Regions from separate parts of the Homo sapiens genome. Here all the other regions are linked to region 3. The links are chromatin contacts, found by Hi-C or POLR2A ChIA-PET in ENCODE. All regions are on one chromosome and are shown on one strand. Each heading gives the region's core, a stretch centred on a gene start or an enhancer-like site at or near the end of the contact. The rest is flanking DNA. Distances are from core to core; before and after follow the strand shown.

Region 1 (2,939 bases), core at 161-2,660, 380 kb before region 3:
TGCCTCCCTCTAAGACCAGCTGCAGACAGACAGGAGAAGCATTCCCACTACTCAAGATGACCAGGGAGCCTCTGACTCTAGCCACTTAGTGGGGCCTTCTTAGGCAGGAAGAGGAGGGAAGCAGATCCCTCAAATTAATACCTGGCCTGAGTCACTGGGCTTGGGATTCAGAGTTTGGAAAGTCACCCAAATGCCTTCATTCCCAAACCTGACCTTCTAGAGAGCCTGGAGCGGGCAAGCTTCAGATTCATTTGTGTCAACATGTTGTTTGGTTAATGTAGCTGAGCATCTAGGCCCATTTTCTTAGAAACAGGAAATCCCAGAGTGCCAAGAGTAAACATCCCAGCCCCCAAAGGTTTGGGTTCATGTAGGAACTCCCTGACCACAAGGGTCTGTGGGTCTGTGTGCTTGAGCCAGGCATGCTCTTGCACCCATAATTGATCTTGTATAAAGAGATGGTCTCTCTACAGCTCAGCAGCTGGACTGTGAGACTGAACCATGCTTGAGGCTGGTTGGGAATAGGCTAAGGACAGGGTCACAATTTCAAACATAAAGCAAAAATGTATTAGGGCCTTTTATAACTTGACAGGCATCTCCCCTGCAATCCCCACCACAGACTCTTCAATTCTAGTTTCTTCTCTTTTTATTCTTTGTTTCTTCTGTGACAGCAGGGACCTCGTCTGTCTTCGCCTCCATTCTTCCATCCCTATATTCTACACCGTGCTGAGAATAGGAGGTGCCAAGTACAGGCTGGCGGAATGAATGAATGATTGAGTGGATGGCACCATGTGAATCAAGGCAGCAGAAGAAGGCATCCCTGAAGGGCTTGACCATTCCAGCTGTCTGTGGTGCATCCTACAGGGGTGAGCTCCACATAGTTACTAGTCTTAAGGGGCTCACAGAGAATTAATTCTCTCTCACGAACTTGCCAGCCCCTAGTTGGCAAGGACAGATTCTCCAGAAGCTTCTCTGGATTAGTTGAGAGAGCTCAGGTTAGCTGGGGCTGGAGGAGAAAACACTGGCTGTGCAGAACTTGACTGGGTGGAGGGGGAAGGGCCGGGGGTGGCCAGAGGCGGCTTCTGTTGCACAGAGGTCCGGCTTGCTCGCCAGACAAAGAGCCCTCAGAAAGCACCTTCCCCACCTCCGCCACACACAGAGAAGGCGCAGAGGGCCTGGCCTCTTTCTTACAAGGAGCCCGGCTGACCCTGTTGCTGTGAGGGGCAGAAAGAGAGGCAGGCAGCTGCTTGGAGACGCGGGAGTCACTGAGCAGGGCCCGCGGAGTCTGACAACGGAAGAAAAGAGGCAACCCTTCTATTATTAGTGGCTGCTTTCCACGTATGTGTAAATCAGACAGCCTATGCAAAAAGAGGCCTCCTGGTAGCAGGAAATTCAGAGTTGTGGGTGTCTTTGTGCTATCAGATCGGGCCCTGGGCTTGCCTGCAATCCGGTCTTGGACGGGCTTCCATCTGGGCTGCATTAAGAGGCACAAGGAGGTGAGCGAAGGCCCGGCTTGGCCTCCCCACCCCCCAGTGTTTCTGGTTTTATGACTCTAGGGGGACTTTGTGACTTTTTAAACATCGTCTTTTCAGCATTTCACGTGGGCTCCTTTTTAGAGCCTATACTGAAGATTTTATGAAAATACAAAAGAGATAAGGCTGCGTCTGTTACAAAATGCCATCCCAGGTCCAGAAGCTGGGCATAACTAAAATAATATATACTATTCCAGAGCCCAGGACTTGACTTCCGTGTTTAGTGGTTTGCTGTACTTCCATCAGAAGTAGTGATATAGTGTAATATTTAATGATACAGGAACATGGCCGTAATTTAATATAAAGAGAATAAAAGGAGGTTACAAAGCAATATGATTCTGGCTAGATAAAATAATACATATATGTCTATATATTTGCATTATAAAGACCGGAAGGAAGGGCACCAAAATATGAATCGGCTGCTTTCTGTATTGTGAGACTATGCGTGCTTTTACATTCTTATTTTGAAATTTTCTATACGTTTTAAATTTTATACAAGGATGAAGTGACACTTCTGCAATCATTATTTTAAAGAACTTAAACGATGCACGTAATGAGTTTTAAAAAAAAGTAAGCCAAGAAACAGAGAAGAAGTAGTAGCACCTGCAGGATGGGCTTACTAACTTAGTCCTGTTTCTCAGCAGCCTTGGGTGGGTTTTCCATGTCCCTTGTCTCCCATGGCCCTGACTCCCTCTCCTCCCTTTTTCCTTGCCCTGCATAGCTCTTGTCCATTTCAGCCGGTGACTCCATGCTGCTGGAGCACCTTGCTTTCTCACAGCACTGACCTGCCCAGCGCCTTGCCCTTGCTTGTCCCAGGAAAGCAAATGAGGCCCCAGAAACATGAGTAGACGGGATGAATGTAATTCAGCTCCCAAAATTTGCAGTAAGTCTCCGTTGCCCTTCAAGTCCACCAGAGATCGTGCCAGTCCTTAGAGCTTAGACTGAATGCAGAGCCCTCGCTGTCTTTGTATAATGCACTCTTTGACAGCTAATTAGGTGGATTTCAGCAACTTCACAATGTCACATCTATCAGAGGCAGGCAGCCTGAGACTCCCAGGGGAACTTATTCAAGCTATAAGTAAATAAATATTACAGATTTTACACACACACACACACACACACACACACACACACACACACGGGAAAAGGGGAGAAAGAGTACACACACACGCAGACCATTTTGTCCTCACAACATTACGAACTGTTTTTTTTTTTTTTAATCTAACTGATGAGGAAACTGAGACTCTGACAGGTCCAGTCACATGGCCGGAAATGGCAGAGCTAGAATTTGAACAGGGTCCTGCCTGTCTCCAAAGCCTGGACTCTCCACCAAAATGCCTTCCCCTCTCCCATACTGCAATCCAGGCAGGCCACTGTGGGTGTAGTGAGTCCCAAAGCTCCGTAATTACA
Region 2 (3,060 bases), core at 345-2,844, 490 kb before region 3:
GAGGCAGAAGTTTGGTGCCAAGCCGACTTGAGTTTGAGTCCTGGCTTGATCAGTCAAACCACCAGAGTCTTTGAGGGGGCATGGGATGATTAAACAAGTATTTTGGGACTATATCTCTTGTGTTGGCATGAGGGACAGATTAGAGAATTAGAGGCAGAAACTAACTTTTGAGGGAGGCAGAGAAAGTGTCGTCATTTCCATTTTTCAGGATGGGAAACTGAGTCTCAGAGACCCTATGACTTGCCCAGGTCATGTAGCTGTGAAGTGGGGAAGCAGGGGTCAGAAGCCAGGGTGCCTGCCTGCTAGTTAGCCCAGCGTTCTTTCCTGTGCCTCTCCCCTTTCCTGGAGCCACCCACAAACTTTGTGCCTGGCAGTCACTGTTCCTGAAGGAAAATGCACCTGGAAGGTGGTAGCCAGGATCAGAAAGGCAGGTGAGTCTGGGAATGGATAAAGCCCTGCACCCTTGCACTGCTTCTTTTGGGAACACAGAGGCCACGTGTATCTACAGTTGCACTTAGCATCTGAGGAAGCTGGGAAGCCCTCACTGGAAGGGAAGACACGGAGGCACCTTCATCTACACCAACAAAGTGAAAGTAAGCAATCACTAATGAGTGGGCTGTTGAGGCCACCAGCAAAGTTGTTTTTAGTTGAACTAAAAATGGCAAGTAGAGACCACAATTATCCCTATGGTTATCTCAGTTCCCCACATCAATGGCCAGATGCAACCTGAACCTGTGATAGCCTCGGAAAAACACAGCCTGATGAAGCATAAAAGAAAAAAGTAGGCAAGGAAGGAGGAGGGATGAAGGCAAGAAATAAGGTGCAAGGTTCAGGGGCTTTGAAGACAGACAGATTTGGGTCAAATCCCAGATTTCCCACTTATTGGCTGTGTTTAGCTTGAACAAATTCTTAGCCTTTCTGAGTCTTTTTTCCAGTTGTGAACAACAATAATACCTACCTTAAAGGGATAGTGTACAGATATAGTATGAAATAATATTTAACAAAACACTATGTAAAGAACCTAGCACTGTGTCTGATATAGGCTCCCAATAAGCGGTAGTTTGAGTGATGATGATTATTCTGCCGATGATGGGCAAGGCCAAGGCAGGGTGGGTCTGGCTGATGAGCGGGGGTCCCATGCTGTGCCCTCGTTTCCTCTGTCCTGGGCCTCATCGTTTCCCAGCCTACATTCCTGGCCTTGCTTTCCATTTCCAGGCTTGATTTTAACCTGAGACACAGTAGCTCACCTTCCTCCCTGTGCCTGCCTCCGAGGTGAACTCACAGAATCCTAGAAGCTTAGCGGTGAGAGGGACCTAGGCAAAGCCTGACCCTACCCTGTTATTTCATAAGTGGAGAAACTTAGGGTCCCTAAGTTTCTGCAGGGGGGCCTGTTCAAGAGGAATAATGTGTCTTACCCAGCTTCAGAAAGAGTCGATTGCTGACCCATCCTGTGCTTCAGATTTCCCCCTGGGTGGAAGTGAAGACAGGGGAGGGTAGGGGTCGAGGGGGGATCCTACTAGAATGGGCAATCCTGAACTAACCTGCACTTTGTTGGCGAGGTGTGCTTTGGCCAGCAGGTGGCGCCATATACTTCCAGATCGCAAAAGTGAAACTGACCTGGTTGAAAAGTAGTCTGCCTCTGACGGTTAAGAGGGCTTGGCTATACCCAGAAAGCTCTTAATAATGCTTAGAATATTTAACAGAGATATATAAAATATTGGGCCTTCTAGTCATTGCTGGGGTGATAAAATGACCGTGAAAGACATAAAAAAATTTAAATTGTGATTTAAATATAGAAGTTTATCATTCTAGAGAGATTAGACTGGCTCGAAGAGGAAGTTGTTACCATGTGTTAGAGTCTATGAGATTCCATGTGCTTTACATTTTCCTGACAATAAAGCTGACATAATACCATGACTCCCATTTTACAGATGAGAAGTCTGAGGCCCAGAGAGGTTAAGATGCATGCTCATGGTCCATACACGGCTAGTCAGGGCAGAGCTGCTATGTATCTATATATTCAACATTTATACAGGGTTTATTATGAGCAGACATTATTTTAAGTGCTTTATAAGTATCTACTCATTTAATCCCAGTAACAACTGTAGATAGCAGAACAGGCACTTTTGAAAGCACAGGTTAGTCTGGGTCAAAATTCATGGGCTTTCCCAGGAACAGGCCAGCTCCTGTCTCCCGGAGGCCTGAGTCCAAATTCTTTTTCAGTTGCTTTCATATGAATTTGGTAACTCGCTTACCCTCTCTGAGTTGTGGGTTTCTCATTCGTAAGCTGATGATAATGAAACCAACCCCATGTGGCTGTTGAGAAGATCAATTAGTAGAACACATGACACAGAATTAACCACAAAGTCATATTCCTTGTTAAGGGATTATTTTTACCACAGACACCTAATAGATGAATTCACATAAACGCATGTTTGTTGCAGGATTATGTGTAGGGGTGAAAAGCCTAAGTGTACTATGACAGGGAAATCAGTTAATGCAGTGTGAAATGCTACGCTATTTTTTTTTTTTTTGAGATGGAATCTCCCTCCTGTCGCCCAGGCTGGAGAGCAGTGACGCGATCTCAGCTCACTGCAACCTCCACCTCCCGGGTTCAAGTGATTCTCCTGCCTCAGCCTCCTGAGTAGCTGGGATTACAGGCATGCGCCAACACTCTTGGCTAATTTTTTGCATTTTTAGTAGAGATGGTGTTTCACCATGTTGGTCAGGCTGGTCTCAAACTCCTGACCTCGTGATCCATCCGCCTCGGTCTCCCAAAGTGCTGGGATTACAGGCGTGAGCCACCGCGCCCAGCCTGCTATTTTAAACAAATATTTGGGCACTGAACAATGTCCTACAGACACATTTAGAAAATAAAATACACTAGGAGCTCCATGGAGCTCATATTCTTGGGGCAGCTGACAGGGCACACCAATGTCAGAGGGGAGAATTGGCACAAGGCATCCTTACCTAGTGTGAGGCACCGAGGAGAGAGAGCTTCTCTGAGAAAAAGACATGGAAGTGAAATGTGAAGCAAAAGGAAGAGTTAGTCAAATGATG
Region 3 (2,741 bases), core at 119-2,618:
GATAGTCACCCAACTCATCCTCTGTTTCTTCTCTCCCTTCTAACTTAGTCACGATGTACACTGCAGATTAATCTTCCCAAAGCACAATTTCATTGCATCATTCTTTTGTTCAAATACCTTCATGGACTCCCCTTGGTCTACAAATAAACCTAAACTCAGTAATCTTCATTTTTTGGCCATAACCTGCCAGTCTTGTTCTTATCACTCATGGTGCTACTCATGCATATGTCATAATTACCAATCTAGAAAATTGCTGTCTATAAACATGCATTCTGCTGGGCTACGCTTGAACGTGCTTCTGTGAGCAATGCTTTCTATTTTGGTTTTATTTCCCTCAAGTTCTGGTTTTCAGTGTCAGGTTCTTCGTGAAATCCTATGATAGATCTCCTGTGACCACCAAGACTTATGTTGTGAGTATCAGCTGTCCTCATAGTATTGCTATTTGGAAATGTATCATATACGTTTAAGCTTGTAAGGACCTTGAGTTCATGTCTGAGGTTGCTTTGTATCCATTCTCATTTTTCATACAGTGTCTAGACAAGTAGCTTCCCAGAATATTTGGTGAATTAACAAATAAAAGGAAGAATGAATGAATTAATTAATGGGAGATACTAAGTGAAGTATAATAAGATAAGTGAGTCTGAAGTCAGAATTTCTGAGTTCAAACCTAGACTTTGCCTCATAGTAGCTGTGTGGCTTTAGGCATGTTGCTGAACCTTTCTGTTTCTTGTATCATCACCCATAAAATGAGGATAGTACAAGTACTTATCTCATGGGGTTGTGGTGGGTTGTAATTGTATTAATCCATGTACAGTGCCTAACAAAAAAGATGATAAAAACACGATGCTTGGCACAGAGTGGACACTCGGTAAGCATTAGTGGTCACTATTACTGTTGTTATTTCAAATATGAAAGGGGAATTCCAAACTGGAGTTACTGTAAGAATCTTCCTGAGAAGACAGGGCAGGAGCTTGGGTCATGAATGATGGAGCAGAGGTAAGGACATATTATGTACTGTTTTCTCAGATCTCCCCAGAGTCAGTCATCAAAATCATGCTGTCTGTTGCCAGCCATACAGATGGTACTTCTTTTCAATCTCTAAGTCCTTTTATTAACTAGAACAACAGCAATGTTTTAGATTCCTGTGCTACAGGGCATTTTTTTCTTCCCTGTGGCTGGCCCATGTGTTTAGGGAGGGCCGTGAAGGCTGAGTTCAGGGCTGCCTCTTGTTTCCCCCTGGCCTCCTGCTGCCAAAGTCTCTGCTCTCAGCCTTGTCAGGCTTAGCCCAGGAAACATCTGCAAGGGCACTTCACGGTGACGCATTCTCAGGATGAGACAGCCAGGCCTCAGAGCAGCCTGCTGGGCCCATCTCCTCCAGAACATGTGTGGGGAGGCTGAGGAAAGAGAACTTGGGGCTGGGCTTGTCACCTGGGGCACAGAGGGCTCAGATGACGTGATCCTATTGTCTAAAGGACAGCAGTCTGTTGTTTTTGTTCTTTTTAGTAAAATAAATAAAGCCTCCCATTTCTATGATAATGCATGAGCCACCAGAGCATGGCTTGATGGTCCCACCTGGACTCAATGCCTGGGCTGTCATGGAGGGTTATGGAGCAAGTGGGTGACTAATTATTTGCACAGCTCTGGCCTAATGAATAGCTTTGGATAGAGAACTTCCTGGAGTCAGCTGGGGAGTACTCCACCCATGCAGCTTGATTACAGAAGCTATTTTGAAGTGCATTTTTGTTACTCCCAGAGGCGAAGGCCACTTGATGGGCCAGATTGCCCTCGTAAGCCAAGCATGGCTCATTCTCATTGCACCTGAACATTCGGCACGTCCTGCACACAGGAGAGGGTGTCTGAGTGCTGCCCTCAAAGTGTGGGCTTCCTGCACCTATCCTGTCTCCGGCTTCTCTTCCAACTTTTGTTATTTCTGGGGAGAATGACTTCAGCTTGGGTTGCAGGCGAGGAAAGATTTTGAAATGTTTCTGTGTTGAGGAGTAGGTCCTCTCTCTGTCTTTACCTTCCCGTGTGCAGAAACTGCAGAGGACATGTGTTGCCCTTCCGGTGGCCTGGGAAGCTACTGGTTTTCCTTTTAGGACACGAAGGGTAGACTAAAGCTATGTTTTCTGCGATGTTTTACTTTAGTCGTGCTCATGCACTGTGCCAAAGATACTGAAGTGTACTTCCTAAAGAGGAGAAATAAAAGTGCTGGGGGCGGGGAGTTTGATGGGTTGGTCGATAGGTGATCCGTGATTGAGCATTACAAAAATGAGGCCTGAGCTGCTGGTGCTTAAAGTTATTTCTAAATGCTTGCCGAGGCGCCTAACTTCGCTTTCTTCTCAGTGCAGATCTCCTTTCACTGAGGTCCTGTGCGGGGAGCTTGTTTCTTTGATATGGAAATGTGCACATTGATTCCTGCTGGAGGACCCAGGAGCCTCTGGGACCCCGCAGCTCAGGAGGCAGTTTTGGGTTGAAAGTTGGGGAGCGGAATTCATCTGGTCTCTGTTTCCACTTCCTTCCTCCACGCTGCTGTCTGAAGTTTGTTTCTCTTCTGGCTTTCTCTTTCCTATCTCAGATTCTTTCCAGTGCTTAGGGAAATCTCTTTCCACTTTTCCGAAAGCAAAATAAATGAAGCCACGATAGAGGCTGCCCTGCTCCTCAAAATACCTATGGGGGTAAGACGTAGAAATCCTAAAGCTGAAGTGTGATTTGGGAGATGGGTACGCTATGCCCTGCCCACG

The links. A loop is a pair of places that touch in the nucleus more often than their neighbours do. ChIA-PET counts read pairs that join two places held with the same protein, here RNA polymerase II (POLR2A). Pooled maps may share reads with other maps.
Region 1: a loop to region 3 is called in a pooled map, with 2.3 times the contacts of the local background. The contact joins two enhancer-like sites. A Hi-C loop is called at or near these places in 1 of 37 single-sample maps with no recorded cell type and 2 of 50 pooled maps. POLR2A ChIA-PET finds 5 or more read pairs at or near these places in 3 of 52 experiments (CD4-positive, alpha-beta T cell, activated CD4-positive, alpha-beta memory T cell and naive thymus-derived CD8-positive, alpha-beta T cell).
Region 2: a pooled map shows a loop between it and region 3 (11-fold over the local background). The contact joins two enhancer-like sites. A Hi-C loop is called at or near these places in 1 of 168 maps with a recorded cell type or tissue (endothelial cell of umbilical vein) and 8 of 50 pooled maps. POLR2A ChIA-PET finds 5 or more read pairs at or near these places in 1 of 52 experiments (WTC11).

What each region holds. Positions count from the first base shown.
Region 1 is chr11:128,719,087-128,722,025 of GRCh38, reverse strand. The region is part of intron 1 of FLI1 (Fli-1 proto-oncogene, ETS transcription factor); the gene reads right to left. Among named protein-coding and RNA genes, the nearest start is that of SENCR, 25 kb to the right of the region's middle. RefSeq lists an enhancer at 2,839-2,939. Within about 2 kb of position 1,410, at least 11 of the 41 ENCODE cell types and tissues checked have a DNase peak (open chromatin) inside an H3K27ac peak, as active enhancers do; they include CD4-positive, alpha-beta T cell, where a contact is called at or near this core.
Region 2 is chr11:128,829,870-128,832,929 of GRCh38, reverse strand. No RefSeq gene overlaps it. Among named protein-coding and RNA genes, the nearest start is that of KCNJ1, 36 kb to the left of the region's middle. Within about 2 kb of position 1,594, at least 14 of the 41 ENCODE cell types and tissues checked have a DNase peak (open chromatin) inside an H3K27ac peak, as active enhancers do; they include endothelial cell of umbilical vein, where a contact is called at or near this core.
Region 3 is chr11:128,341,623-128,344,363 of GRCh38, reverse strand. No RefSeq gene overlaps it. Among named protein-coding and RNA genes, the nearest start is that of LINC02098, 130 kb to the right of the region's middle. Within about 2 kb of position 1,368, at least 22 of the 41 ENCODE cell types and tissues checked have a DNase peak (open chromatin) inside an H3K27ac peak, as active enhancers do; they include CD4-positive, alpha-beta T cell and endothelial cell of umbilical vein, where a contact is called at or near this core.